2 separate regions of the Homo sapiens genome follow, and region 2 is linked to region 1. A link is a loop called in an ENCODE intact Hi-C map of the cell type or tissue named here. Cell type or tissue: heart right ventricle. All regions are shown on one strand. Each heading gives the region's core, and the rest is flanking DNA. Links, peaks and the distances in the headings are about the cores only. Region 1 holds the start of LINC02982 (long intergenic non-protein coding RNA 2982). Region 2 overlaps LOC124900189.

Region 1 (15,642 bases), core at 4,260-12,259:
CCTCAGCCCCACCCCAAGCACAGATCCCAAGACCTCGGCCTGCCTCAGTCCACCTGTCCAGAGACCCCAGCCTGCCTCAGCCCCACCCCAAGCACAGATCCCAAGATCCCTGCCTGCATCAGCCCTACCAGTCCAGAGCCCCCGGCCTGCTTCAGCCCACCCGTCCCCTTCACTGCATTGGTCTCCATTCCTTTCTCCACAGCTTCCCAGCACTCCTGTGCCAGGGCCTTTCCCCAGCTCCAGGCCCAGCTGCAAGTGAGGTCCAGGCCTCCCTCGGCCCGTGCCATGGAGAGAGGCAGTAACCTGGCGAGGATGCCCGGGTGTGGAGGAGGGACCTGGGCTGGGGCTGTGTTGTGGGGAGGGGCCGGGGATGCCCCCTAGCGGACTGGGATGGTGTCTCTGATGCAGAGATGTTGGGGGAGGTGGTCGCAGAGGTAGAGGGAGGGTAGAGGGAGCTGGAAACGGGGAGGGGAAAGGCCCCTCGCACTGGGTGCCCGCCCTGCAAGTGTTGTGCTGGCCAGGATGAGAAGCTGTGGCCACTCAGCAGCCCTGGAGCAGGCCATCGGGGAATCTCCAGGGAGGGGCTGGCAGGCAGAGGCCCAGAGGCAGGACCTGCAGCTCGAGTTGAATGGGCAGCAGGGCCACAAAGACGCCAAGGCCGGGGCACTGTGGGACCCCTGCCCGCAAGGAAGGGGGGCGCCATGTGGGCTGCGCGGGGCTGGGTTTTGCTGTTTTGGCCCATGCTTTCCCTGTGCCTCTGCCTGTTCAGAGCCCCTGGCGCCCTGGAGGAAGGTCTGGGGGCAGCAGGGGGACCTGGATGGCTGGGGGTGGAGTGGGAGGGGAAGGTGGGGTCCAGGGTTTTCCTCCTAGTCCAGGGAGTTGGCCGCGGGTTTGGAGGACAGAGCCCTGACAGGGACGTGAGGCATTGGCTGTGAGCTCGAGGGGACGTACTCATGGGCGCCAGGGCAGAGACAGAGGAGGCTCAGAATTGGAGTCTGGGGCCTCTGGGAGGGGAGCTGGCTGGTGAAGTGGTCCAGGGTGAGGGCGGGGGCATGGCAGCAAGCAGAAGGACCCCTTTCCACTGACCCACGCCGCTCGTCCACAGCAGAGGCTCGGACCCCATTCCACGTGGGAGGTGGAACATGCTGGGGGGGACAGCAGCCCAAGTGGGGACAGAGGGGGGTCCAGCAGCCTTGCCCCACCCCACCCCCCACCGGATCCCAGGGGTCCAGCAGTCCCCTTGCCTCTGACCAGATCGCTGGGTCCAGCAGCCCATCATCTGCATCACAGGGGCAATGTGTGGTTTTTAGGTTTTGGTGTGTGTGGTGTGTCTGTGTGGTGTGTGTGTGTGTGTGGTGTGTGTTTGTGTGTCTGTGTGTGTGGTGTGTGTGTAGTGTGTGTTTGTGGTGTGTGTGTGGTGTGTGTGTGTCTGTGGTGTGTGTGTGGTGTGTCTGTGTGGTGTGTGTTTGTGTGTCTGTGTGAGTGTGGTGTGTGTGTGGTGTGTTTGTGTCTGTGTGGTGTGTGTGATGTGTCTGTGTGGTGTGTGTGTGGTGTGTGTGTGTGTGTGTCTGTGTGGTGTGTGTGTAGTGTGTGTGGTGTGTGTGTGTGTGGTGTGTGTTTGTGTGTCTATGTGTGTGTAGTGTGTGGTGTGTATGTGTCTGTGTGTTTGTCTATGCACATTTCTTTGGTCCTGGCCTTTTTTAATGATGGCAACAAACTTTACGAGAGTTTAGTCTTCATCTTTCTTTCTTTCTTTTCATATCTCTTGCAGCTTTTCCTGGATTTGTTTTTCTTTTCATTTTGAGGTTTTCTCCATAAATGTTTTCATTGTGGGTTTTGTTGGCAAGTCTTCTGAAGGCTTATGAGACTATTTTTATTATACCCTCAAAATACTTCTTTCTTTCAACTATTGTATTTTTTTACAGCCATTATTTCCACTTTGTTCTTTTTTCAGGACATTTTTCTTTTTCACACCGCTAACATCTTTTCTTATCATGTTAAATATGAGCATCCTACTCATGTTAAGTCATGTGTCTATTCTAACACACCTGCTTCAGATGTCTGTCATACACCTTCCAGTTTGTGGCTTTTTCTTTTGTGATATTTAAATTGCTTGGGCGTTTAGTTCCCTTCACCCAAGAGCTCACCTTCCTCTACAAGTGGGTTTAATCACCTCTGGAGGAAGATACATCCTCCACAACTTCTATTTTCATGCATAGCATCCAAAATACAAACTTCTGGCTATGCCAAAGACCACAAGGCCAATCACCAAGAGACAAAAAGGAAATATAAACAGAACTGAATAGGAGCAGATGTTGGACTTACCAAATATGATTTTAAATTAACTTTAGTTAAAATCACATGACAATATGAACAATACTACAGGATAACTGAAGTCTTTTGTTTTTTGAAAATCAAATGGAAATACTAGAACTAAGAACTGTATTAACTGAAAGTACTTAAAAGATGGGGTTAGCAACTGATTGAACATCAGAATAAAGATCAGTGAACCAGAAGCTAGGTAGGTAGAACACATAAAGAATAATGCAATCAAAACTAAAAGGAAAAAAGTAGAAAAAAGGGCGTGACAACGTATGAGACATGATGCAAATGCATGACATGTATGGACTGGAGTCCCAGAAGAAGAAGAGAGAGAATGAGGGAGAAGAATATTTAAAGAAACACTGGTTAAGACATTCCCAAAATCAATGAAAGACATCAGACCACATATCTATGAAGCTCTGCAAACATGAAGCAAAATGAATGCAAAGAAAACCACGCCTGGGCATCTTACAGTCAAAAATAAAAAGGAAGAGAAAAATTGTGACAGTAAATAGGCTGATGTTTTACTTCTCAACAGAAAATAATGGAAGCTGAAAGACAACTGAATGATGTATTTTTAAATTCTGGGGTTAAAAATAACAGCTCACCTAGAATCTTATATCCAGTTAAAATATTTTTATGAAAATAAACATGAACTGAAGATGTATTCAGATGAAAAGTTTGAGGGAATTTATCACCACTAATCTTCACTAAAATAAATGTAAAGGAACTTTTTCAGGCCAAAGGCAAATTATCCAAAAATATCTTGTTTTCAAACACAAGAAAATAGGAGAAAATTTGAAAATCAATAGAAAAGGTAAACTTGTGGGCAAACCCACTGAAAACAATAAAAATAATGATATATTGTAGAATTAAATATGCATACAATTAGGATACAGAAAAATGATGCAAAAGCCAGGATAGGAAAATGAGGTTAAAGAATTATAACGTGCTTGCATCCAGGAGCAAGTGTGCTAAGTCTGATACATCACCAATGCAGGTGAGGAGTCATTAAGAGAATGATTTAAAATGCACATGACTAAAAGCTTAGTGGAGAAAAATAAGAAAAAGTATTAACTCATCAAAAACTAACAGGAAAAGATGAAAACCAGCTAATGAGGTCACAATGAAGAAAACTGTAATGGGGTAAATCTAAGCACAGAAGTATCGTTAATTAATGTAGTCATATAAATTACACAAATACTCCAACTAAAAGACAAAGATTGTCATGCTGGATTATAAAAATAAAACAAAACAAATGATATGTTCCTTTAGATGGTACTCGGTAGTGCAGGTGCCTAAAGGCAGAAGGATAGTGCCGAGACCAGCTCGGTCGGGGAGACCCTAACCCAGTGGCGCTAGAGGAATTAAAGACGCACACACAGAAATACAGAGGTGTGAAGTGGGAAATAGGGGTCGCACAGCCTTCAGAGCTGAGAGCCCCGAAACAGAGATTTACCCACATATTTATTAACAGCAAATCAGTCATTAGGATTGTTTCTATAGATATTAAATTAACTAAAAGTATCCCTTATGGGAAACGAAGGGATGGGACGAATTAAAAGAATAGGTTGGGCTGGTTAACTGCAGGAGGAGCATATCCTCAAGGCACAGATCGCTCATGCTATTGTTTGTGGCTTAAGAATGCCTTTAAGCGGTTTTCCACCCTGGGCGGGCCAGGTGTTCCTTGCCCTCATTCCCGTAAACCCACAACCTTCTAGTGTGGGCGTTATGGCCATTATGAACATGTCACAGTGCTGCAGAGATTTTGTTTATGGCCAGTTTTGGGGCCAGTTTATGACCAGATTTTGGGGGGCCTGCTCCCAACAGATAGGAAAGGTGTCTCATGCAAACAGAAAACCAGCAGAATGTTTGGGAAAAATGATCAACAAATTTGACTTGGTCAGCATGGACAGAGCCCCGTGCATGAGGACTGACTTCAGCCTATGAATTTCTCCAAGTAGACAAGGAACATTACCAAAACTAATGGCCCATTGGATCATTAAAGAGTCCCCCCAAAATTGGTGGTGTTGAAAACATACAGAACATAGTTTCTGACCTGGATTCCATCCAAGCCATGAGGGGTTTTATGCCCTGGGCTTAGATTATGGTGCATCAGGGTAGGCTTCCACTCTTTAGCACAGAGCTCGGTGTTCCAAAGGCCACGAGGAGTTTTAGATCCTGGACCCCGGACATGTTCCAAGACTCTTTTACATTATGTCAGACATGCAAGCCCTGCCTCAGCTTCTCCCAACACTCAGCTTTTCTCCCAACATTAACTATATCAAAAATGAAAATGGAGACATCACTAAAGATCCCACAGATACTAAGTTAATAATAAAAGAATATGCTGAACAATTTATGCCAATAAATTTGACAATTTAGAAAAATTGAACAAACTCTGAAAAACACAACTTGCCAAAACTGATGCAAGAAAAATTTATGAGTCCTGAACAATCTTATTTAAAATGTTCCCACAGAGAAAACTTCAGGTCCAGTTGGCTCCACCAGCAAACCATTCTTCCAAACGTTTGTGGGAGAAAAAACACCAATCTTACACAAACTCTTCCAGAGAAGAGAAAAAATGATTAATGCTTTGCAACTTTATTTAAAAGACTAGCCTGACTTTGTGATTAAAATGTGATGAGATCATTGCAAGAAAGAAACATTACAACAATCTCTGACATGTGCATGGACCAAGTATCCTCTAAAAATGAATGAATTGCTGATAAATGAATTCAGTGAAGTCTCAGGTTACAAAATCAATGTACACAAATCAGTAGCACCGCTATACACCAACAATGACCAAGCTGAGAATCAAATCAAGAACCCGAGCTCTTTTACAATAGCTGCAAAAAGTAAAATAAAATAACTAGAAATAACTTGACCAAGAGGTGAAATATCTCTACAAGGAGACCTAGCAAACACTGCTGAAAGAAATTGTATATGACACAAACCAACGGAAATACATCCCATGATCATGGATTGGAAGAATCAATATTGTGAAAGTGACCACACTACCCAAAGCAATCTACAGATTCAATGCAATTCCTATGAAGATACCAACATCGCTTTTCAAAGAATTGGGAAAACAATCCTAAATACCATGCTGTTTTGGTTACCATAGCCTTGTAAGATAATTTGAAGTCAGGTAATGTGATTCCTCCAGCTTTGTTCTTTTTGCTTAGGATTACTTTGGCTATTCAGGCATTTTTTTATTCTATGAATTTTAGGGAGGGAGGGGAAGGAGGGAAGGAGGAAGGGAAGGAAGGAAAGAAGGAAGGAAGGAAGAAAGGGAGGGAGGAAAGAAAGAGAGAGGGAGAGAAAGAAAAGAAAGAGAAAAGAAAAAGAAAGAGATGGAAGGATGGAAGGAAGGAAGGAAAGAAAGGCAGAAAGATAGGAAAGAAAAAAAGAAAGGAAGAGAGAAAGAGAGAAAGAAAGAGAGAAAGAGAGAAAGAAAGAAAGAGAAAGAAAGGGAAAGAAATCATTCCAGTCAAAAGCCCCGTGTTAGAGATCAGCCGGTGGTTTCTGCTTACCTGAACTATAACCATGTACACTGAGATGGACTTTGGTTTGCTTGAGTTGAAACCCAAGGCGCTGGGGTCATCTCATTCTAATGATCTCCCAATTATTTTAACCTGTGTGTGTGTTTACTATGTGCACACACACAAGCACAACTAAGAACTCAAATTCAGAATAAAGAAATTCTACAAATCAATAAAAGACAAAAACCCAATTTTTGAAAACGCAAAGACAGTATCCAAATTGCCAATAAGCATATACAACCGTGCTCAACTTCAACGATTGCGGGAGCAACGAGTATCAAAAACACAATAAAATACCAATATACACCCGACAAAATGGCTAAAATTTACAGCTGACAATTGCAAGTGGTGGCAAGGGTGTGGGGCAACTGGAACTCCCATAGACTGTTGGAGAGTGTGAGTTGGCACAGCCACTCTGAAAAGCTGTTAAGCCCTGTTTGATAAAGCTGAGCATGTGCATACTCTATAACCCAGCACTTCAAATCCAGTGTATGTTCCACATCTGTACAAGAATTCCATCTGCCACAAAGTACACATGAGGCTGTTTGTGACACCCTTACTCACAACAGGTAAAAACTACTGTGATTAACAGAACGGATAATAAACTGCGTTCACATAATGGAATACTATAAGGCCGCTTACATGAATGAAACAGTGCTGTGTTCAACAGCATGGGTGAGTTTCACACTTATATGAAGTTCAAGAAGAGCTGAAGGTAATCTGTGTGTTAGAAGAGGGGTTGTGGAGCCTTATGGGGTGGAGGTTTCTGGGGGCTGGGATTGTTCTATGTCCTGGTCTTGGAGGTCTCGATGCTGTAACAATTCACCATAATTTTCTTATTCATATTATACTTCAAAAAATTGCCTAAAAACAATAAAAGGGTTAGGAAACTAAATAAATCAAATTTAATTTAAAAATAAATTCCTGGCTGGGCGCAGTGGCTCACACCTGTAATCCCAGCACTTTGGGAGGCCAAGGTGGGTGGATCACGAGGTCAGGAGATTGCGACCATCCTGGCTAACATGGTGAAACCCGTCTCTACTAAAAATATAAAAAATCAGCCAGGTGCAGTGGCTCACACCTGTAATCCCAGCACTTTGGGAGGCCAAGGTAGGTGGATCATGAGGTCAGGAGTTCAAGACCAATCTGGCCAATGTGGTGAAATCCCGTCTCTACTAAAAAATACAAAAATTAGCCAGGCATGGTAGTGGGCACCTGTAATTCCACCTACTTGGGAGGCTGAGGCAGGAAGAATTGCTTGAACCTGGGAGGCAGAAGTTGCAATGAGCTGAGATCACGCCACTGTACTCCAGCTTAGGCAACACAGAGAGACTCCATCTCAGAAAAAAAAAAAAATACAAAAAATACAAAAAATTAGCCGGGCATGGTGGCAGATGCCTGTAATTCCAGCTACTTGGGAAGCTGAGGCAGGAGAATTGCTTGAACCAGGGAGGCGGAGGTTGCAGTGAGCTGAGATTGCACCACTGCACTCCAGCCTGGGTGACAGAGTGAGACTCCGTCTCAATAAATAAATAAATAAATTCCCACATTGATTCTTTTGCGGGAAAAAGCAATAAAATGTGTGACCAGGCAAACAGACTAATGGAATAAAAGAAAGTGCCAAAAAGGGCCCCCTTCAATGGGAACCCTGATATGACAGGACCATCATCTATGGAACCCCACTGTGATGAATGTGGGCCCCGCATCCCTGGAGAAGGGGTACCAGGACCAGCATGGGGGGTGAGAGCTTCCAAAAATGCCCGCCAACTGCCTTCCTTCTTCACCAGGCCAGGCGAGTGCTCAAAGCACTTTTCCTGCAGGAACCGAGACGCGAGCTCCTTTAACAGCCACCAGCGAGTCCCACATCACCCTCCCCCTCTACCCGACATCCCTTTTCATTCTCAGGGGAAGCACCCTGGCCCCTCTTTGGCCTGGGCCCCCTGGGATGGGCTGCCTGGCGCAGCTGCATCCTGTAGGAGTCAGTGGGCGGCTGGGGCTCCGTGTCTTCCTGGGACTTCTATTGAAGGCATTTTGAGGAGGTTGGAAGATAAGTGTCTAGTTAGGCATTAGAGAGAAGTCTCCCTTCACAGTGGCAAAGTTAGGCTGTGTGTCTTTTCCTGTCTTGGGAGTAGCCGCTCTTGCCCCAGCTGCGGATGCTGGGTGTGAGCAAGGCTTTCAGGCTGGCCATGGGCTCCTTCCAGGCTTGAGCTGTGTCCCCTGAAGCCAGGGGGAGCCATTGACCTGCGGCCTCCCAGAGCAGGGGCACGAGGTCTGTCGCTGGACTTTCCAAGTCGACTTCCTTCTTTTGTCCTGCCAATTTTCTAAAGAAGAAAGCTGCCTTTTCTCTGGAGGCTGGCAGGAGCCATCTGGGAGAATGAAATACAGCCTCTTCCTCTTTGTCTTTAACTTCCCTTCAAAGCTGAGCGAGAAAAAAAAGATGACTTGGTCTGGGGTCCTTGGTGGCATCAAGCCCCCAGCACCCCTCCTGTCAAAGCAAAGAATATTACCAAGGGTAAAAAAGCGACATTTCATAAAGAGGCAATTTATCAAGATGACATAGCAGTCCTAATTATTTGTGCCCGTAATTACAAAGCTTCAAAATACTTGAAACAAAATTGATAGAATTGCAAGGAGAAATTTTTAAAATCACAATTACAGTAAGAGATTTCAACATCACTCTCTCAATAATTGAAAAAAGAGCAAGCAGACAAAGCAGCAAGAAAGAACATTGTGTAGTCCCAGCTACTCGGGAGGCTGAGGCAAGAGAATGGCATGAACCCAGGAGGCGGAGCTTGCAGTGAGCCGAGATCGCGCCACTGCACTCCAGCCCGGGCAACAGAGCGAGACTCCGTCTCAAAAAAATAAAAAAAATAAAGAACATTGGACAACATCGATCAGCACGATCTGACTGATGCCTACAGAACCCTCCACCCAACCACAGAGGAACTCATGTTCTTCTTTTTTTGAGACGGAGTCTCGCTCTGTCGCCCAGGCTGGAGTGCAGTGGCACCATCTCGGCTCACTGCAAGCTCTGCCTCCTGGGTTCAAGTGATTCTCCTGCCTCAGCCTCCCAAGTAGCTGGGACTACAGGTGCCCGCCACCACATCCAACTAATTTTTTTTGTATTTTTTAGTAGAGACAGGGTTTCACAGTTTTAGCCAGGACGGTCTCGATCTCCTGACCTCATGATCCGTCCGCCTCAGCCTCCCAAAGTGCTGGGATTACAGGCGTGAGCCACCACGCCCGGCCAATTTTTAGGTTTATGAGTGGCTGTCCCTGGAGCTCAGCTATGCTTGGGAAGCTGAGCCTCCCAGTCACAGGGGGCAGGTGCAGACAGGCTTGTACCAGAGGAGGTCGGCTGTCACATCCTGTCCCCACCACTGCCCACAAGCTGTGGGGCCAGGCCTGGGGACTTAGCACACCTGGCCCACCAGCCATGGCCCACAGCCCATGGTGAGCTCAGGGAGGTGGGTGAGACAGATGGAGCTGGCCTGTGTGGCTTGGCCCTGGGAGGCCTCTGTTTCCTCCCTCAGTGCCACCCCCAACCCCAGGAGGGGTAGGGACCAGTGGGCAGACGCCGAGCCCCTGGGTGCTGGAGCAGAGGAGACTGGCGATGAGGACCTGCATGCCCATCACACCCTCTGATGATCAGAAAGAAACCAATGCAATCCCTTCCCCGGCTCTCAGCCCTTCCAGGACTTCTCACCAGTGCAGAATTCCACCGTACACCTCATCTCCATCCTGGCCCAGGGTTAGCCCTGAAGATCAGGGGGCCTGGCCCAGATACTTCCTGCTCCCCACAGTGATTTTATGGGACTGAGCCAAGAGGATGCCCTGGCAGGGGGCTTCTGGAACCTGGTGGCCTTCATCTGCACCGCCTCTCTCTGCAGGCTCCCAGGCAGCATCAGGGTCTGTCTGGCCCAAGGGGAGGTGGAGTGCCCAGGACCTTGGTACATGGGCAAGTAAGGACTGAGATGTGTGGACTGCAGACCAAGCCCATCTTCCAGGGAGAGCAAAGAGAGCGGCACTGTGCCCACCCGGGCGACCCCTCCTGCACAGGTCCCATCAGAAATGGCATGGCTCCACCCCCAGCCTCTGCGATAAAGAAATCGAGATGACCCTAAGTTGTGCAAGGTCAGGCATCCCTCAGTGGCACAGGAACAGAACCACGGGTCTGTCCTGTTGTGCTTTTTTTTTTTTTTTTTAAAATAAAAGTGGTGGTTTTTAACCCCTTCGATCCAGAGCTCTTCTGTCTCGGTTGTGGTCCCACAGAACATTCTCTGTCTCCTACTCCTCAGTGAGACTGAAGGAACGGCTGCCAAGGAGCAGAAAGGCAGCTCTGGGGGCTGAACCCTGTGTGCAGCTGAGAGGCCGTGAGGCCTGGGATGTCCGGCAGGGTTGGGAAATAATGAGGAATAACTGGCAACTAGAATCCCAGGAGAGGGGCTTATCTTTAATGAAGTTCCTGGAAGTTATAAGCATTAAAATTAAAGAGGCAATTTCTGCTGGGCGAAAACTTTTTAGCACCAAGTGTCCATGGGCTTGCGGGAGAGAAGCCCAGGACAGAAACCCCCAGGGCAGCAGAGCAAGGCTCTTTTGTCCATCACTGCCGAGCAGCTGGGAGCCCCCTGTACTCACTGGGGAGAAAAAGCAGGTGGCCAGGGCAACAGGCAAGGGAGGGAGGGCTTGTGTAGAAGGGGAGTTGATTTTTTTTTAAGTGCATTCCCTCTTGGGACATATCTATGGACACTTGGAAAACCCAGGAAAGAGAACAGGTCACTTCCATTCCACAGTGCAGCATGGTTATTAAGCACTTACTGTGTGCCCTGAGTAACACGGGGTCCCTGCTCTCGGGAACGGTGTGACATGCTCGGCAACTCTGAGTTACCAGGGAGCGGGAGGGGTTCTGAAGTTCCCAGGCTCTGAGGACCGACTGTTGATGGAAGGCCTGGGCCACATCAGGTGTTTGCCCTGAGGACCCTTGTCGAGTCCCGGGACACCATGAAGGAGAATCCTGGATTTGGGGTCTGTTGTTCAGAAGAAAATGATCCCAGGTCGGCCGGGCGCGGTGGCTCACGCCTGTAATCCCAGCACTTTGGGAGGCCGAGGCGGGGGGATCACGAGGTCAGGAGATCGAGACCATCCTGGCTAACATGGTGAAACCCCGTCTCTACTAAAAATACAAAAAATTAGCCGGGCGTGGTGGTGGGCGCCTGTAGTCCCAGCTACTCAGGAGACTGAGGCAGGAGAATGGCGTGAACCCAGAAGGTGGAGCTTGCAGTGAGCTGAGATCGCACCACTGCACTCCAGCCTAGTGACAGAGCGAGACTCCGTCTCAAAAAAAAAAAAAAAAAGAAAATGACCCCAGATTGTGAGGCCCGGCTGAGCAGCCGTGAGCAGCTGGATGGGCACAGAGCCACCTCCTACTCCTCACCCAGGCTGTTCCCGAGGAAACCATTTCTGGGGTGACTGCAGAGAGGACAGCCCACCCTCTGCTCTTAGAGAAACAGCAGGGAGGAGAAGGCTGGAGTTCAACCTCCACCCCCACTCCCTGACTGTCAGCCAGGATGATGGAATCTGTGGTCATTTCCAGGAGAGCTTGTGCAAGCAGGAAGTAGCCAGACAGCAGCAGCGACCTCTTTAAACCCATTTTTTCAGACTTGGTTGATAGAGAGTATCGGAGTCGAGCTAGCCCCACCTCTCAGTCTGTCGCTCTCAAGTTGCCCAATGTGGAAGAGATATGGGGTCTGGAGGAGGAACGAGTGACACAGGTTCTGCAGGGCCAGTGGGTCAGCGGTGGGACGGGAATGACAGCCAGGACCCAGCATGCACTGCCCCCTCACAGGGCTTTTTCACAAAGGCTGAACTCTGCCTGCAAATTGCACAGAGACCCTTACACGGCAAGAAACTTTTATAAATGGGAGGTACCTGCAGGCTCCAGGGGAGGAGGGGAGAGAGGAGAGGAAAGGAGGGAAGAGAGATAGGAGAGTAGGGGAGAGAGGACAGAGAGACCAGGGGAGAAAGGAGGGAGGGGAAGGGAGAATGAAGGGGAGAGAGGAGGGGAGGGGAGCAGGGAGTACCTGGGAGGGCTAATGCCCATTCTCATCCAGGAGCGAGGAAGGACCAGCTCCCAGGCTGGCCTTCTGTTAGGATAGATCCTGCTCCATAAGAGGCCATGGAAGCAGGACCTGCCACAGAATTTCCAGGACCCAGGGAAAGATGTCCATGTAGGACCCCTTGTTCAAAAGTTAAGAATTTCAAGACAGCAACAGCAGAGCATTAAACCAAGCTCAGGGCCCAGGAAGTGGGGCGTGTTACATGCAGAGGGCAATGGAGCCCTTGAAAATGCAAAAGGCATCTATCCCCGTGCACAGGCTCTGTGTGTGCTTGTGTGAACTTGTATATGGGTACATGTGCTGTGTGCATGCATGTGAACGTGTGTGTGCATGTTTGGAGGGCAGGTATGCAGAGAAGTGTCATCAGGTACAACTCTCCTCTACTTCAGTGGACCCTGGGCTCACCCATGGTGAGGGCCCCCCACATAGAGCGCTTCCACATCTCAGCCAGCTGGGAGCCCACAGTGTCCATGCCCAGGCCCCATGCAGTGTTCAGAGTCCATGCAGAGTGCTGCCCATTGGGTGGGCCTGAGGCTCCAGGAAACAGACATGACAGCCCATGGGCAGGTGGCCTTCTGGTCAACAGCCATGAGGAGGCCTCAAGAGAAAGCTGCCTGGCAACCTCTTTCATCTGGGACAACTGGTCTGGCCCAACTGAGAAACAGCCTGGACTTCAGGCTGCCTCCTGCCAGTGGCTCCGTGGGTACCAGAGGCCAGGGGTGCTCCATCCTTTTTCCTGGGAGGGGTGAGTTGGGCCAGCCAGCCTCACTGTGGCCGCCTGGTGGGGCTGCAGGCCTGCCCCTTCCACCTCCCCACAGCCTTCTGGAGGGAAACACTAAGAAGAAGGCCGCTTCCTACACCATGTCCCACTGGCCTGGGGGACTTCAAACCCGGAAGCTAGTGTGGCCACAATCTCCTTTTGCAGCCCAAGAGTTGGAGACTGGTTTCTAAGGAGACAGTCAGTGCCTGGGTTGGTGGCAGGTGGGCTGTCTGCAGGAGGAAACCTCAGTGGGCCTGGGCCTGCCTGCAGGAGGGCATTGTTGGGAAGGCTACGGAAGACTCTCAGAGCCTACATCTCCATTCAGGGGCAACTCCATCCACCCTCATCGCCCCCTCTCCACCTGGCTGTCCTTACCTCCAGCCGGACACCAAGCCAGCTCTGCTGCAGGTGCAAAGGGGCCACCTGCCCCAGCCCAGCTTCCACATGTGAATGTCCTGTGCTCTAGACAGCCAGGACCTGCTGCCACCTGCTTGCTGGGGCGGTGAGCACCCTCAGGCATACCTGTTCATCACCCACAGATGCCCAGCCCTGTGCTTACCCCACAGCACATGCACACAATGCCCCCTGGATGCCACAAATCGTTTCTAGCAGCAAATGAGTCAGAAGGGAATGGACCCAAAGTCTAGACCCCACTCCACCCCCATCCTGCTGAGGTTGTGAGCTCCAGGGGAGCAGAGGCAGCTAAGGACACGGGCCATGGCTGGTCCCTGGCAACCTTGTAGCACCACCTGGTGACCCAGCAGTGAGCAGGGTGCTTGAAACACCACTGGGCAGGTATCACTCACACCTACACCGTGGAGCAGCCCATTCCAATGGCAAAGATTCCCGATTACACTATTAAATAAGAAAAGAATGTACTTTTTTTCTTTTACTACATAGAGATGTTAAGCTTCTATAAATCAAAAAACAGGGCCAGGCATGGTGGCTCATGCCTGTAATCCCAGCATGTTGGGAGGCCAAGGTGGGTGGATCACCTGAGGTCGAGAGTTCAAGACCAGGCTGGCCAACATGGTGAAACCCTATCTCTACTCAAAACACAAAAAATTAGCCGGGCGTGGTGGCATGTGCCTGTAGTCCCAGCTGCTTGGGAGGCTGAGAGAGGAGAATGGCTTGAACTCAGGAGGCAGAGGTTGCAGTGAGCCGAGACTGCGCCACTGCACTCCAGCCTGCACAACAGAGCGAGACTCCCATCACACACACACACAAAAAAAATCAAAAACCAGATAAATGTAATAGCAAACTGGGTGAATGTTTGCAGCAAAATTACAGAGAAAACATATCCTTCACAGAGGAAAAGCTCTTACTAATCAAGAAAACAACACCATAATGGAAAGAGAAATATAACTGTAGACATTCAACGTAGATGTCAACCTTGCCCATGACCAAGGAAACAAACACTGAAACCATCATGAGACTTTGTTTTTCAGTTTGCTACAGTTTGGAAAGGAAACGAGCTTGCCCCTGTGTGGCTGGTGGGCATGTGGGCATGTGGGCTGGCAACAGCTTTCTGAGCGGCTGCACCTCTAAGAACAAAAGCAGTTCCATCCTCTTCCAGGGAAGAGGAATGTTTCAGGAATCACTTAGAAACATAAACAGGAATTTGTGAAGGAGGCCACCCAATACAATGTTACCTGCAATGGCAAACTAAAAGCAATGTAGCTGCTTGATGGGAAGAAATGGTGAAACCCATGTCCCTACATTTGTACCTTCAAGGACCAGGCAGAAGGGTAAAGTGCACTTTTAAAGAATATTTGAACATTGAGAAATAAAAATACAATCCCAAGACCTCCAACTGACTAAATGAACCCCTTCTTGGCCAAGGGGACTCCAGAGAAACCTTAAACACTGGGTTCCAAGCCATGAAGGGATGAAATGCCAGACAGACCTCATTATGCCCCCTCCCTCACTAACCGCTGCCATTGAGTTTCTTTCCTAAGGGTAAACAGAAAGCCCTTTTGAAAGATTTGCCAGACTCCCCACCCCTCGTGTAGTTTTGACACAACAACCAGCCAGCATTCCTTCCTGATAACAGATCCTGACTGTGGACTGGTTCTAGCTGGTGTAGAGGCTGCACACAGGATGCCTCTGTGTCCTTCATTTCACCTTTTGACCTACAGAGCCTCATTTCAATGCACTTAAATGTGAAGTCTCCACCCCAAAGTGAACACAGGACACATGTAACACACATGTGAGCTCACTGTGCATGCGTGCCCCTCACCCTTGTAGAGTACTCACAGTGCCTCCTGTAGCCTCTCAGCCACCACGGTCAGCACATTCCTGTCTCATCCTCCCCACCCTCAAAGTGCCTGCTTCCGGTTTAGGGTGGAGGCCACACCTCCCAGCCTGTGGATGGTTACTTGCAGGCTGCAACTCTTTAGAGAAATAAAGCTCTCCCTTCCATGTTTATGAATCTCATGAATCTTCAGTTGACAACATATAAAGAAATGAGCATGAAATGATTTTCAGTAAAATAAGTAGGAAACAAAACTGCAGATAATTAGGTGATTATCTTGGGAGATGGGAATCTGTGGGGGGGGGAGGGAATTTTTATTTTTCTCTTCACATTTTTCCACATTTTTCTAATTTTTTTACAATGATCATACAGCACTTTCATAACAAAAAATAATAAACATTTTATTTCACAAAACTATAACCTGGAAAAAGTGATAAATGTCTATAAGTGAATATTCCATAGCGGTAAGAATGGATGAGGCATTTTTATCCACAAGGCAGATCTTCAGAACATGAGGCACTGCTACTGGTACTGGGCATGGCTTTGGCTGCTCTCCCAGTGGGGGTCTGAGGTGGCCCTGGGCCATCTGCCCTCACCTGGCTCTGGGGCAACAGGGGCAGGGGTGGGAGAGGCATCAGGTCTGGG
Region 2 (15,642 bases), core at 2,467-10,466, 180 kb after region 1:
GCCAGGGAGCAAGTCACAACAGAAGCCGAGGGGGAGGATCCTGCATCCCCACTGCTCCAGAAGGTGCATCCAGCTGGGGCGCCCTCACCGTGCGGACACAGGGGCTCCCAGCTTTCTGTGCACGCAAGGCCACAGCAGGAGCTTCCCGGGGTCTGCAGATGACCCAAAGCAGAGTTCATTTTCTTCCAGTACCCTCTCTGCTTCTAGAACCTTCCTCCAGCCCCATTCCAGCGCTCACTCTGGCCGAGACCCCTGCCCACTCACTGGTTGGTGGCCGGCCAGCCGCCCACCCCACGTCAGCAAAGCCAGCTGCCCGTGGCCCGAGGATGTGTCCTCGCCATGTTCCTACGGCCAGTCCTCCTGAGGCCACCGTGACCCCGAGGGGTCCCGTGACGGGACAGGCAGCTGACCCAGCACTGGCCACGCGGCCACCCACTGGAACAGGATGAGAGGAAGCTCCCGGGCAGCAGAAACCAAGCCACCCTCCCCTAGTCACCCCTGCATTTGTCATGTGCCTCCTGCATCTGAGGATGCCCTTCGAGGCCCTGGGGGTGGGGGGTGGGTGTGTCCTCTCTCAGACTAAGGAATCCGTGTCTAAGGTGCGGCTGCCCTTGGGATTTTGCAGGGTGGGTGACGTGCAAAGGGTGGGTGATGTGCACAGGGTTGGGCCTAGGGTAGAATTTGGGCTCTAGGGGACTCTGAACAGAGCGGAAACGTAACATCCAGACGTTCAGGGGCCTGGCTTTTGGGTGCAGCCTCCACCTGGCAGCAGGTTCTGTTCAGGGACAGGGGCTGAGAGCTGGCGCCTGCCCCAGCCTAGTGAGGATGCCAACGAAGGCAACTTCTGCTTTTCTTGAGGAAGAAACTTGGCTTTTGACTGGCCGGATTCAATGATTTTTCTTCCCTCCGAAACATTCCCTCCTGTCACTAGACTCTTTTCTTTTTGATATCTGTTTCTTTCTTTCTTTAACAATGAGCTCAGCACAAGGGGTGTGTTTGCCACCTGTCAGGAGGCAGCTAAGGGCTTATTGTAAGAACTTCTTTTCTTCCCATGGCAGCACTGGGGGAGAGGCCATGGCTGTCCCCATTTTATAGAGGAGCAAACCAAGGGCCACAGCCGTCGGTCACCTTGCTAGGAAGAAGAGGAGGGGAATTTAGGCCCAGCAAGCCGGTGAGCGGCTGGAGCTGTCAGCTTGGTGCTGGGCTGGGCGCCAGGAAGGCCTTGAGTGCTGGAGGGGCTCTCGGTGGCCTCAGAGTGTCTCTATAACCTCCCATTCCCACTCCTGTGCTCTGCAGTAAGCTCTGGGGCTCCCCACTGGGAGGGTGGCTGTGCTCCTGCCCCTTGGGGACTTCCTGGGGGCAGAGGTCTGAGCCATCTCCAGGGCCGGCCCCTGCAGCGCTCAGTTTAGGTGCGATACAAGGGTCTGGCTAGCCAGGTGTGGGGGCCGGTCACGGGCTGAGGGTTGAGGGAACCGTAACATTTCTGGACGCGTTTTTCTGTGGAGCAGGCAAGGTGGTCTGGTCAGGGTGGTGGTCTCCCCTGGGCCGTGGCAGGGGTATGGGGACACTGAACCACAGTCGTGGGGTCCACGGCCCAGTTCCAGTAGCCAATCAGGGGCACATGGTCCTGGTTCTTACCTTGGCTCATTGAGCAGCTGTGCCCAGTGCTGTGGGGTCAGGGGTGACATCCCAGATGGGTCTCCTGGATTTGGGCTGAAAGATCAGTCTTGGGGTACCCCCAGGGTCAGGGTGCTCAGAAACCCCCATGGTGGGCCTGGCCTGCCTTCCTGGCCTGCAGCCCTGCCTGATGCCAAAAGGTCACTGGGCCAGTCCTTGCCCACGGGCCCCTCCCCACGGTGAGACCTGCCCCACTTGAAACTTGCAAACATGGAAACTTGGCGATCTGACCCATGGCCTGGCCCAGCACTGCGACCTGATCCTGCGGCCCTGTGGGCCCCGGGCTCCCCATCGAGGTTGGGTTTCTAGGCTGCCTCAGCCTGTTCCAGCGAGAGGCGCTCGGGGTACGCTGGCCCAAGCCCCGCTGAGGTGCCTCCCAAGGAGGAGCCTGTGACCCTCAAGTGCAGGGGGTTGCAGATGCCCGTGAGCTCTGTCTCCCTCGTGAGTGGCCTGGGCACTGCTGCACGCGGGTGGTGGGGGCTGTGGCCCACCAAGGATTCAGCCTGGTAAGCGGCAGTGGGTGGGAAGGATGGTGTGGGCTCACTTGAGGGTCATGGGAGTCCGAAAGACTGGGGGACAGACTCAGGCCCGGGGAAGTCACATCCACAGGGACATCAGGTGCCCCCCTTGGGCCACCAGGACCAGACACATAGCACCCTGGACTCTCATCTCACAGTGTGGATCTGTGCACACACAAACATAGACACAGATGCACACAGATAAACACACACAGAGATATACACAGAAATACACACAGACATGCAGATACACAGAGACACAGATGGAGACACACAAATATGGAGACACACACAGATACACACAGAAATAGACACAGATACACACAGACATACACAGACACACAGATATGGAGACACACACACCGACACACACACAGAAATACCGACACACACAGCCAGCTGCTCCACCTTTGTGACCCCACCACCTCCTCCAGGGGCCCACCCTGATTGACTGAGAAGCTTTTGCTCCTAATTTGCTGAAATGAAGCCACCAGCGCTGGGGGGAGTGTGGCCCCGTGTCCCTTGAGCTCCCCGTGTCCCTTGCGCTCCCCGTGCTGGCCTCAGAGACCACATGTTCTAGCTGCATGAACAGCCAGCACACGGATAAATCCGTCTCCAGAGGGTACTTTTCGTGCAGAGCCAGTCGGCTGGGCCCTTTTTCTCCCTGCAGGACACCCTGTGTCTCTGTGGGAGGAGGGCAGTGATGCGGAGTGGGGAGTCCTCCTCAATCAGATAACATTGTGTCTCCCAGACGAGAGGCCCATGAAGGTCAGGGAGGGCACAGGGCTCTCGGAGGGAGTGTCTGGGGCCAATGTCACAACCTCTGCTTCACGCCCTTTCCAGACACAAGCGCAGACACTGAGCAAGGAGGAAGGAAGCTGAGACTCTGCGGGCCCGGGGACTGGCAGGAGCTCTTGTCCATGAGTTGAAGCTGTAGCACCAGGGTGGGGACAAGCCGGGCCCATGGTTTCCAGGGCCTCTGTCCTCCGTCCACCTGAGAGTTGTGCCTTGAGACAGGAGGCACTGGGCAGCCAGCACAGCCGCACTTTGAACAGCCATGCAGAAGCCTCCACCCAGGCAGCCCCTCCTCCCAGGCTGGCCGCACCATCCTTCTGATGAAGAAAAACCAGGTTCAGCCCTCTCTTATCGGGACACAAAATAAGGGCCCTGGCGCACCAGAGCAGGGTCATCCCCCTAGGGTGCAAGGAGGTGTTTTGGCCTCTAAGGACACAAAGAGCTGAGTGGAAAGACCAGCCCCTTCTAAGGGGGCGCGTAGAGGTGGATGTAAAGGGCCCCGCCCAGAGCTGGAAAAATGCTGGCCCCAGGCCACATCCTGGAGACTGAGGCTGCGCCTACTGGGAGACCAGGAGCCTTTACCTTTGCAAGGAGCTCCTGGGTGGTCCCAGTGAGTAACGCCCTGAGAGGTTACACCCATATCTCTCAGGAGTCAGGCTCCTGCCTCTGTGTGGAGCATAGTTCACAGAGACTGGTGCATGGGACACAGGCCACTCAGGGACAGTAGGGTAGATCCAGCTCCAGGGCCTGAGGAACAAATCACCTACTCATTCATTCACTCATTCTTTCATTCACTCATGAACCCATCCATCCAGTAATCCACCCACCCATCTCCCCATCCATCCATCCATCCATCCATCCACCCACCCATCTATCCATCCATCCATCCACCCACTCACCCACCCATCTGTCCATCCATCCATCCATCCATCCACCCACTCACCCACCCACTCATCTGTCCATCCATCCATCCATCCATCCATCCATCCAATCATACATCCATCCTTCCATCCACCCATCCTTTCACCCACCCTTTTATCTACCCACCAACCCACCCATCTATCCATCCATCCATCCATCCACCTAACCATCTATCCATCCTTGCACCCACTCATCTACCCATCCATCCATCTATCCACCTACTCACCCACCCACTCATCTATCCATTCATCCATCCACCCACCCACCCATCCTTTCACCCACCCTTCTATCTATCCACTTACCCACCCATCTATCCATCCATCCATCCATCCACCCATCCATCCATCTGCCCATCCACTCACCCACCTATCCATCCATTCATCCATCCATCCATCCACCCACCATTCATCCATCCATCCATCCACCTATCCACCCACCCACCCATCTATCCATCCATCCATCTATCCATCATTCCATTCACCCATAAATCCATCCATCCACCCACTCATCTGTCCATCCATCCATCCATCCATCCACCCACTCTTCAGATAGAAATCTATCCACCTACCCACCCATCTATCCATCCATCCATCCATCCATCCATCCACCCACCCAACCACCCACCTATCTACTCATCCATCCACCCATCCATCTACCCACCTATCCATCTATTCATCCATCCACCCATTCATCCATCTACCCATCCACCAATCCATCCATTCATGGTACGGGGATGTGCAGAGAATGAGATACCTTATGTGGCTGGGGACACAAAGGGAAACCTCCCAAGGTAGCAGTCCTGAGACGTCTGCCATCAGGAGGGAAGTGAGAGGCACTGAAGGGGTGTGTAGGGAACCCAGGGAAGGTCAGTCGTGGGGTGGGCAGTGCAGGGAGAAGAAGCATGGGGGAAGCACCTGCCCATCAGGTTGATGCCAGGGGTTCAGAGCAGTTAAGAAGAGCCAGGGCCGGGCGCGGTGGCTCACGCCTGTAATCCCAGCACTTTGGGAGGCCGAGGCGGGCGGATCACGAGGTCAGGAGATCGAGACCATCCTGGCTAACAAGGTGAAACCCCGTCTCTACTAAAAATACAAAAAATTAGCCGGGCGTGGTAGCGGGCGCCTGTAGTCCCAGCTACTCGGGAGGCTGAGGCAGGAGAATGGCGTGAACCCGGGAGGCGGAGCTTGCAGTGAGCTGAGATCGCGCCACTGCACTCCAGCCTGGGCGACAGAGCGAGACTCCGTCTCAAAAAAAAAAAAAAAAAAAGAAGAGCCAGAAGGTGTTCAGGCAGAGGGACCCCCAGGCTACCAGCGTCAGGAAATAAATGACACAGATTTGCAGAGAGAGGCCGTGGTCAGTCCTGCCTCCAGCTTCCTGGCCAGCCCTGCCTGCCCAGACATCTGAGTCAAAGTAGCCTCTGTCTTCTGTTGTTATTTTCAACATGTGTGCCTGCCACTTACGGTCCAGAAGGTGATGATGACAAGCACTGAAATAACCTTCTTGATCCAGGTGCTTCCTTTCTCCACAAAGGCCTCCCTCAACCTAGAAGGCTCCGTGGCTCTTTATGGCCAAGCAAAACCCTGAGTGGTTTCAGGGCTCTTGGTAGCTCCTGCCCACTCCACACACACATAATCTTAGTCCCATCCTCCCTGCTACAAATTCCTGCAAGTTTCGTACTCAGGAAATGCAGCTGGGGATGGGCACATCTGGGTACCAGGTGCTTTCAGAAGAAGCAGGTGTGGTCAGGGTGCAACTTATGGCAAAAACAGAACTTTCGGTCAAAAATGTCCTGTGCATGGTGACTGAGCACCACCTTGCGGACAAACTGCCAGTGAGCCGAGCCCTCCGGGACAGATGCTGGCAGTGGGGGAGGTGGACTCCGTGTAGACAGCTGCGTCCACCTGCATCAACACCACCCCAGAAAGCTCGGTCCTGGCCTTGCTGTTGGCCCTCGCCCAGGGGTAATATTGGCCTGGCCATCTCTGTCCCAGGCATGCTTTGCCTGCTCCAGAACCCCACAGGACAGGGCCCCCGGCTTCCCGTCTCCTCGCCCACCGTGCTCCTGACATTGCGTCCACAGCTCCGTCCACAGCCCCTGCCCCTGGTGCTGAGCAGCACTCCATGGCACAGATGTGCCACAGCTGCCAGTCACGCTCCTGAGCCTGGACTCTGTGTCATCTCCAGTTTGGCGCAATTACAATATTGAAACACAGCGGCCACGAACCTTCCTGTGCCTGCATGTGGGCAGATGTCTGCGTCCATTTCTCTCTGGTAAACACCAGGGGGAGCCGCTGGGTCACAGAGTAGAAGGATGTTGCATTTCCTGAAAAAGTGCCACACTCTTCCAAATGCCTGTGCCCTTTCCCACGCGTGGGGCCCCTGCCCATTTCGTAAGGCAGATCCGCCTCCATGCCGCACTGCCTCCTCCGTATTTTTGGCATTCGGTTGCTGAAATAGAACAACAGCCATCTCTGCTCAGCACTGTCCATTCTAGGAACCTGCAAGCATTTCATATACATGATGCTATTTTGGCAGAATCCTTAAAAACACAAGTGTTACTACGATGGACAGATGAGTAAACTGAGGCATAGAGCAAGAGATAACTTGCCTGTTTCTGCTTGTTGGTGTTGAGCTCAGTTGCCCCAACCCCCATCAGGCTGGCCCTGACACAGAGGCCTTGGTCTCCCTCAAAAACCATGATTCTCAAGGTCATAAAGATCCCAACACACGCCCCATCACAGGACCCCACCGCACAACTTCCTGAAATGACCACCCCCCAGCCACCGCCCAGAGGCCCCGTGTGCAGCCCTGACCACCAGGCCGGCCCACTTACAACACACAGGATCTATTTCTAGGGACCCAGGGCCTTAGGCTGTTGCGTCAGCCCAGAGATGGTGCGTGGCGAAGCTCCCAGTGCAATGAGAAATTGTGGTCTTGATTTGTATCCAACCAGACGTTTAATATCCGAGACCGTGCCCTGTGGTATGATGGTTGGCGGCAGGCGCTCTGGAGCCTAGTTGGCTTGAGGCCTAACTGCTGCTCTGGCAACGGTGCCCAATTTTCTCAAAAGTGCGATCGTCCGTAACGATAGCACCAGGGTGGTAGCTGTGAGGTTTGAGAGTCCCAGCACCTACTGGGACTAGAGAGCCCCAAACACCCAACGATGACTAAGACTCCTGAAGTCTGCGGGTGCCTGGAAACGGCGTGAGGGACGCCTGGGCCCTGGACAGAGCTGCCTCCTCCTGCCCGTCTTGCCTTGCCGCCTCCCCGCACACTACCAACATCCCCAGCTCCAGGGCCCAGGTGGATCCACGGGTTCCCCACACGGCCAGCTCTCCGGTGTCCTGGGGTTGGTTCAGTGATGCAAGCATCACCCCGTTGGGATCTGTCATGTCTGGGATTTCCAGGAGGGATCACGAGATTAGAAACGTGGCCGAGGCCTGGTGCTTCGTGGACGAGAGCTGTGGGAATCGCATTAGGGTCTGGGGAGGTCAGGGCGGCCCCTTGTGCCCCAACCCCCAGAGGACCCTCTGGTTCCTGGAGGCAAGCCCGCCATGCTCATGTATGACTCTGGAGACCAACCACGCTGGCGCAGGGGTGGTGCAACTCAGGAGGCGAGAGCCTCACTGATGAGGAAAATGTCACCCTAATGAGGAAAGTGCCATGTACCTGGGTAAGGTGGTGTCTGCTGGAGACTGGAGACTGCGCCTCCCAGCCCAAGCCTGCCGAGCACGGGGGCTCCTGGGGGGCATGGCAGGGCATCAGCCCCAATGAGGACAGGACAGCCAGGGTCTGAACCCTAAAGGCTACAGCAGGGAAGGAGGGGAGGAGGGAAGGAGGGCCGGGGGCTGGCCATGACCGGTGTGAGACATGGCCTTGGTGTCTGTCCCCCGCCAACAGACCAAGTCGGGTCACAAAAGGGCCTCCGTTTCAGGACAGCTGGCTCAGAAGGAGAACAGAGCACAGAGCCTTTGGTGAGGGAGCAGGGCCTGAGACAAGGCCGGCCCTCCTGTCCTGGACGTCTCGTGTCCCTCAGCTCATAGCCCTGTCCACTAAAAAAGGAGTCAAGCTTTTAAATAAGGGAAGTTCATCTTATTTGGAAGTTTTTCTGAGCACTGCAGCCCGGGAGGGGTCTTTCAGAGGCACATGGTCAGGCTGCTGCGGAACAGTCCCAGCTCCTGGCACAGCTCTGGTGATGCAGCTCGAAATGTGCACAGAAGTCACGGAAGAGCAGAGTCACACGGAGCTGCAGTGGGTTACAGAGAACGTCTGGATTATAGACGCAGAAGTCACGGAAGAGCAGAGTCACACGGAGCTGCAGTGGGTTACAGAGAACGTCTGGATTATAGACGCAGAAGTCACGGAAGAGCAGAGTCACACGGAGCTGCAGTGGGTTACAGAGAACGTCTGGATTATAGACGCAGAAGTCACGGAAGAGCAGAGTCACACGGAGCTGCAGTGGGTTACAGAGAACGTCTGGATTATAGATGCAGAAGTCACGGAAGAGCAGAGTCACACGGAGCTGCAGTGGGTTACAGAGAACGTCTGGATTATAGACGCAGAAGTCACGGAAGAGCAGAGTCACACGGAGCTGCAGTGGGTTACAGAGAACGTCTGGATTATAGACGCAGAAGTCACGGAAGAGCAGGGTCACACGGAGCTGCACGTGGGTTACAGAGAACGTCTGGATTATAGACGCAGAAGTCACGGAAGAGCAGAGTCACACGGAGCTGCGTGTGGGTTACAGAGAACGTCTGGATTATAGAGAACGTCTGGTTACGGAGAAAGCCTGGATTGTACTGAATGTCCGATTACAGAGAATGTCTGGTTGTAGAGAACGTCTGGATTACAGAGAATATCTGGATTAAAAAGAACATCCAGGGCCGGGTGCGGTGGCTCACGTCTGTCATCCCAGCACTTTGGGAGGCCGAGGTGGGCGGATCACCTGAGGTCAGGAGTTTGAGAGCAGTCTGACCAACATGAAGAAACCCCGTCTCTACTAAAAATACAAAATTAGCTAAGCATGGTGGTGCATGCCTGTAATCTCAGCTACTAGGGAGGTTGAAGCAGGAGAATCGCTTGAACCTGGGAGGTGGAGGTTGCAGGGAGCCAAGATCTCACCATTGCACTCCAGCCTGGGCAAAAAGAGTGCAACTGTCTCAAAAAAAAAAAAAAATCTGGATTATAGAAAACATCTGGTTACAGAGAATGTCTGGATTATACAGAATGTCTGGTTAGAGAGAATATCTGGTTGCAAAGAACATCTGGATTATAGAGAAGGTTACAGAGGACAACTGGTTATAGAGAAAGTCCAATTACAGAGAACTTCAGTTTACACAGAACATCTGGATTACAGAGAACGTCCAGATTATACAGAATGGTTACAGAGAATGTCTGGTTACAGATCCCAGAGGCATAATTACCAACCCTGCCAGACCTTATCTCGTGCAGGACACAGCAAGGACGTGAGTCACGTACCGTCTTTAAGGAATGGAGTGGCTCAGGCAGGAGTCGGGGTGACGCATTGTCAGTTCATTGTGTCTTCAGAGCATCTTTCCAGCAAGCGGCAGTCATCACAGTCGGGTTGAGAAATGAGGCTGCAAGTGGCAGTGGGCACACACGGCTCCTCGTGCTGCTCCTTTGCCTCACAGCCCCCTTGTTCTTGGTCCTACAGCATCTTCCTGCATCGTCCACCCTCCACCCTGCTGCCTGTCCCCATCCTTGGTTGAAGTGGATGCCCAGATCCCACGAGTCTAAATATTCAGTTTTAAATCTCAGGACAAACTGTCACATAAAGTCAGCTCTGGGCCGTCACAGTGACCCACAAGGCCAGGATCCAGGTAGAATCTTGGCTCTCCGCATTCAGAATGGGATCTCTGGCCCAGGCCTCAGGGGGACAAGCTGCCCCCTCCACCCAAGCCCTGAAGGCTCCAGGACGCGCACCCTCAGTCCTCACACTGTCATGGGTGTGTAACCTGCCCCAGCACTGTCCAGCAAAGAGGGAGACCCAGCAAAGTGGGAAATGGGAAGGTGGCCTCCTCTGCCCCACCCCATCCCCCAGCAGCCTGGGGAGATCAGGAACACGGCGCTGCCCACAGAGGACCCTCCTGGCCCACCGTCCCCTCGTGGCGGGTATCTGCCCTGTGGGCTCGTGAGCTCTGACTTGACTATGGGCGGTGTGGGGGTGTCCACAAGGCTGTGCGTGGAGGCATGAGCCACCTGGGTGACCCCACCACAGGGACGGAAGCCAGCAGCATGGCTGGGGTGGGAACACTGCCTGGCTGGTACCCTGATTCCCCACCTGGATCTGGGGAGTTGGGCCTCTCTGGGGAGGCTTCCCTGACCAAGTGCCATGGGATCCCGGGATGCAAGGAACTTCCCGTCACCCTATAATGGCCAGTAGGTCCGGGGCTCCTCGCAAGCCCTCCCCTGGCCGAGGCCCCCTTCCGGTCCAGGATTCTGCAGAGTGACCAAGACCCGGGAGAGTCAGTCCGGAGTAGAAACCACCATACGGGCCCGGCCTGGTGGCTCACGCCTGTAATCCTAGCACTTTGGGAGGCCGAGGTGAGTGGGTTGCCCAAGCTCAGGAATTCGAGACCAGCCTGGGCAACGCGGTGAAACCTCGACTCTACTAAAATACAAATTAGCTGGGCATGGCAGCGTGCACCTGTAATCCCAGTTACTCCGGAGACTGAGGCAGGACAATTGCTTGAACTCGGCACGTCCGGAACTGGTTCCTTCCGGTGGGTTCTTAATCTCACTGACTTCAAGAATGAAGCCACAGACCCTCGGGTGAGTGTTGCAGTTCTTTGTGTCCGGAGTTCCTTCCGGTGGGTTCCTGGTCTCGCTGACTTCAGGAGTGAAGCCACAGACCTTCACAGGGAGTGTTACAGCTCTTACAGGTGGCGCGTTTGGAGTTGTTGGTTCCTCCCAGTGGGTTCGTGGTCTCGCTGGCTTCAAGAATGAAGCTGCAGACCTCTGCGGGGAGTGTTATAGCTCATAAAGGCAGTGAGGCCCCAAAGAGCAAGCGGCAACAAGATCTATTGCAAAGAGCAAAACAACAAAGCCACCAGGGTACCGAGAAGGACCCAAACGGTTTGCCACTGCCGGCTCGGCTACCAGCTTTTTATTCCTTTATTTGACCCCGCCCACATCCTGCTGACTGGTCCATTTTACAGAGTGCTGATTGGTCCATTTTACAGAGTGCTGATTGGCCCATTTTTACAGAGTGCTGATTGGTACGTTTACAAACTTTAGCTAGACACAGCACTGATTGGTGCATTTACAAATCTTTAGCTAGACAGAAAAGTTCTCCAAGTCCCCACTAGACCCAGGAAGTCCAGCTGGCTTCACCTCTCACCGGGAGGCAGAGATTGCAGTGAGCCGAGATCGCACCATTGCACTCCAGCCTGGTCGACAGAGCGAGACTCCATCTCAAAAAAATAAAAGAAAGAAAGAAACGGCCGTGTGGGGTGGATGGTCGTCAGGGTCCGCACTGCAGAGACCCTGGGAGCTCCTGTGCCTGGTGGGCAGAGAGTGCCCACCATGGTGAAGGGGCCTGCATCTGGCCTGACCAAGGACCAGGCCAGCTGATCGCTGCTCAGTGGACTTGGTGTGGACAGAGGGTAGGGAGGCTCCACAGGCCCTGGCCGCAGGCACCTCTGGGAAAGCATATCCACATCATCTTCCACCGTGAGGCGGGTGGCGACCAGAATGCAGTCAGTGTCTTGTATAAAACCCAGCGCGATGCCTGTGTTGCTGCCCCATGTCCCCAGCGGGGAGAAATCGCTGGGTCTGAGTACTTGAGGATGCAATTCAGACTGTCAGGAGGGGAGCGCCCCACCCAGCCCGAGGGGCCTCGTCCCACCCGTGCCCAGGGACACACGTGGACGCAGGTGGGGCTGAGCCGCCCCTGGGGTACCGTGGGCACTGGGGCACTGCTGGTGCCATCTCCCACCTCAGGCCCCTCCAAGGGGTGTCCCTGGGCTGCTTCCCCTCCCTCTGCTGGGGGGCTGCCCTCTCCCTGAAGCACCCCCAGTCCCTCCCCAGCAGACTGATGCCGAGACTGAGGCAGAGGCTGAAAGTCATTTCCAAAAGGTCCTCGGTGACACTGGAACTCGTTCTGCTTGTTAAAAATTTCAAACCGGAACGAGACTTTGGAGCTTATTTTGTCCAAGCCTTTTATTTTTCAAAGGAGGCAACTGCACTGAGAGCGTTAGACTCAAGGTGCCTGGCACTGACTCAGGCTCCAGGGCACCCCCTCCCCGGGATGCCCCACACGAAGCACCCGTCCCTAGAAGGTGGCCCCAGGTTCGTGGTCCCATCTTCAACCCCAGGGTTTACTGTCTCTATATTCTCTGCCGTGAAGTCTAAGGGCAGCTCAAATTTCATAAACGGAGAAACAGTCCTATTTGTCGATTCTCAACTGCCTTTATCTCCAGAGATCCCGTGAGAGCAGGGATTTGTGGAATGACTCACTGTGTAGCGGCGTCTTCTGGCGGTGGACGAGGCCGGGCGCACGATTTTCCCCGTGGGTGAGAGTGCCCTCTGCTGGTCCATCCAGACACCGCTGTCAACAAAGTTTCCTGAGGAATGGTCACCTGGCTCAGCTGGGGGAACCGGACTCCCCATTCTATCCCATTCCGTGCCCCACCCAGAGTCTTAAGCTAGACCAAAGCTGATTTTTCTCCCACACTAAGAATATGCCCGGGGCTGGTATAGGGCACCAGGTGTCGGGAATGCAGGCTCTGTGAGTCTCGCCAAGTCACTGAGTTACCATTGCAGCACAGGCTTCCTCCTGATGGCCCAAGGTGGCTGCTCAGGCTCCAGCCCTCACATGTGCCTTCCAGGCAGCCAGAAGGAGACATGAGGAGGGGAAGGGCCTGTCCCTTCCTTTAAGAAAACTCCTGGAGGTTGTATTCACACTTTTGCTCACCTGTCATTGACCTAAACATTTTCCTGTGGCCACGCCTGGCTCCAAGGAAGCTGGGGAGCCAGGGGGTCTAGGAACAGTGAGAGATGCTCATGTTGACAAAGAATGTGCCCGCCAGCCACAGAGCAGCTCCGCCCGGTCCTACACTCACCCTGCATGCAGCTCCATCGCTTCTCTCAGTGCTGGCGGCTCCAGAGCTTCTGGAGCTGCAGGATGCTTGGAAAGAACATAGACTCAAGGAAAGTGGCGCCTGGAGCCTGCAGCCACTGGTGAGATGGGTGGAAGCAGCCCTCAGAGGCCGATCCCTCCCTCACACCATCAGGATAGTCTGTTAGCCTCGCCAGGCCCCAGCTTTCTTGTCCATGGAGTGGGGTTACTAACAGTTCCCACCTCAGAGGCTGGGATTCATAGAGTCTGGGTTTTAGGGGAGGCTGGGATCAGAGAAGCTGGGATCGGGAGGCTGGGAGTGGGGGTCCTGGGATGGAGGAGGCTGGGATTAGGAGGCTGGGATTGGGGAGGCTGGGATTGGGAGGCTGGGATAGAGGAGGCTGGGATTGAGGGCACCTGGGTTCCCTCTGGTCTCTGCCTTCTCCCTGGCTGCCTGGTTGGTCCCAAGGCCACACTCAGATTTGGAAGGTGATCTGTGTCTCATCCAGGCGTCCACTGTGGCTTCACGTTTCTGTCAGTCATATGCACTAGGCTGCACCTCACCTTGTTAAGTAGAGATTTTAACATTCACCCCCTGAACATGAAATCAGCATGTGGACTAAACTCAGAAAGATTTCCCGAGGCAAAATCGTGTCTTTAGTGGGCCATTTAGTGTGGGATCTACTTAAACTATCACTGGAATACATGGTGGATGTCAAGGAAGGCCCTGGCCCAACCCTGCTGCTGCTGAGGGAGGGGGCGGGGGTAAGGCCTGGTAGGGGGGCGGGAAGCACCTCTGGGTTCTGTACCTGGAGTGCCCACCCTGAATCACCCACCTTCACGCACCGTCTCTGTGGCTGTGGAAACATCCGGCACAATGAGCACGGGGCGACTGTGAGACAGGGCCTTAGAAAGGGCGCGGTCTCTGGACTTGGAGTGAATGTCTGCACCCTTGGGTGTCAGACGCCCCAGTGGCTCTCAGTATCGACTGGAGGCTCTACAGAGAAGTGCAGTTGTGTCTGCTCTGTGGTACTCGCTGGTGACGATGAGTTACTGAGCTGTGACCATCGACACCGACTCCCACTCTCAACAGGGCTGAACACCTGCAGCGACTCCGTGGTCCTGCGAAGGTGCTTATGGCCACGCTGGGGCTTGGTCGACTCCTCCTGGGCTCTGGCATCACTGAAATAGTGTCAGGGACCTCGATCTCGGGCCTCCAGCCTCCAGAACGGTGGGGAAGCAATGTCAGTCACTCATCCAGGCTGTGGCATTTTGTTACAGCGGCCCAAGCAGACCAATGCACCCCCTCGCCCTGTGGGTGGTAGTGACGGGAATCCATCACTCCAGCGGGTCGCCTCATGGCCAGAGGCATGGCAGGCTGGAGAGGCCGACTGCGGTCGGAGGGACCTGCTGTGTTCTCCTGGAGGAAGAATGAAGCCTTGAAGTCAGCAGAGCCCAAAGCTGCGGGGTCGGGGGCGCAGGGAGCGCTTTGCACGTGGGTCGCTGAGAGCGAGAGCATTGCTCACCGCCACTCCCGGGACCTGTGCAGAACGAGCGGCCCCAGCCCCGGCTCTGGCCCCAGCGTTGACTGAGAACCATCGCCCTGCACCTGAGGCAGGAGAACAGGGAATGGGGTCACCGAGGGCTAAGGCAGAAGCCGGAGGGCAGCAGGTGCCACCGGTTCCTGGCTGGATTGGGCGGCACACAGGCCGCAGCCTCCTTCCTGGGAAAACAAGACAGGAGTCTCCACCTCAGCCTCTGATTGGCCGCAGGCCAGTCTTCATAGGATGCAGCCAATCAGAGACCTGGAAAGGGCACCTGGGGGTGTTACCAAATTCTTTTAGCCCAATACAAACCCTAATGGGGGCTCCGGAGCACTTGCTGGAGTCCCGTCCCCCCTTGTGGAGTGCATGTTCACTGCAAAGGATCTGCGCTTTCATTACTCTGTTATTTGTCGTTTTGTGAGTTTTGCTCAATTCTTTGTTCAACATGCCAGGAACATGGACTCACAGTCAGGACCTCCCTTCCGGTAGCACACCCAGTAGGGCCTCCAGCCCACCCACAGCGTGGCTCCCACCGCCCCCGGGGTTGCCCACGGCGGGGATCCCACCACCCCTCGGGCCGCCCATGGCAGGGCTCCCACTGCCCACCAGCGCCAAGCCCTTCTGCTCAGGTCGCCTGCTCCTGAGTGGCGGGGACACGGCTCTGGGATCCTATGGCCACAGATCCGTTCCTCACCCCTTTGCTGTAAAATGCGTTTCTTGGTCAGGAACATCGTGTGGGAAATTATAACATCTGAATAAGGCGTTCGGAAAGACTGTGGGCGACAGTGCTGAAGACAGCCCTGGAGTAAGGGATGGTGACAAGTCCCAGACAAGCACCCACCCCAGAGAGAATAGCTCTGCTCTCCCCACCGTAGAAAAGCCCAGTTTTGGCCGGGCGCGGTGGCTCATGTCTGTAATCCCAGCACTTTGAGAAGGCCAAGGCGGGCAGATCACGAGGTCAGGAGTTCGAGACAGCCTGACCAACATGGTGAAACCCTGTCTCTACTAAAAATACAAAAATTAGCCGGGCGTGGTGGCTGGCACCTGTAATCCCAGCTACTCAGGAGGCTGAGGCAGGAGAATCACTTGAACCCGGGAGGTGGATGTTGCA

What was found. Peaks named below come from ENCODE experiments on the same cell type or tissue, not always from the same donor. Only the 100,000 strongest peaks of a DNase experiment are listed, where the experiment ranks them.
Region 2: a loop joins it to region 1, with 4 times the contacts of the local background. A loop is called at or near these places in 12 of 110 quality-filtered maps.

What each region holds. Positions count from the first base shown.
Region 1 is chr5:982,272-997,913 of GRCh38, forward strand. It overlaps LINC02982 (long intergenic non-protein coding RNA 2982), which reads right to left and starts at 15,069. Exons shown (of 2, transcript NR_104615.1): 1 at 15,000-15,069; 2 at 4,906-8,286. LOC124900932 (a long non-coding RNA gene) reads right to left here. Exons shown (of 2, transcript XR_007058677.1): 2 at 15,373-15,642. RefSeq lists enhancers at 8,860-9,574, 12,502-13,002. In heart right ventricle, for the core only: a CTCF peak has its summit at 8,089; DNase peaks (open chromatin) are centred at 8,090, 8,660, 10,240, 11,270 and 3 weaker places; H3K27ac peaks cover 4,576 bases.
Region 2 is chr5:1,162,138-1,177,779 of GRCh38, forward strand. LOC124900189 reads right to left here. Exons shown (of 8, transcript XM_047417960.1): 5 at 13,824-14,407; 6 at 12,992-13,551; 7 at 12,387-12,493; 8 at 10,959-11,341. It overlaps TERLR1 (TERT regulating lncRNA 1), which reads right to left. Exons shown (of 5, transcript NR_109911.1): 2 at 13,824-14,407; 3 at 12,992-13,551; 4 at 12,387-12,493; 5 at 10,959-11,341. Among named protein-coding and RNA genes, the nearest start is that of TERLR1, 8.6 kb to the right of the region's middle. RefSeq lists enhancers at 5,419-5,940, 5,941-6,460, 7,697-7,866 and a cis regulatory region at 7,782. In heart right ventricle, for the core only: a CTCF peak has its summit at 6,190 (motif pointing right); DNase peaks (open chromatin) are centred at 5,788 and 6,204; H3K4me3 peaks cover 330 bases; H3K27me3 peaks cover 809 bases.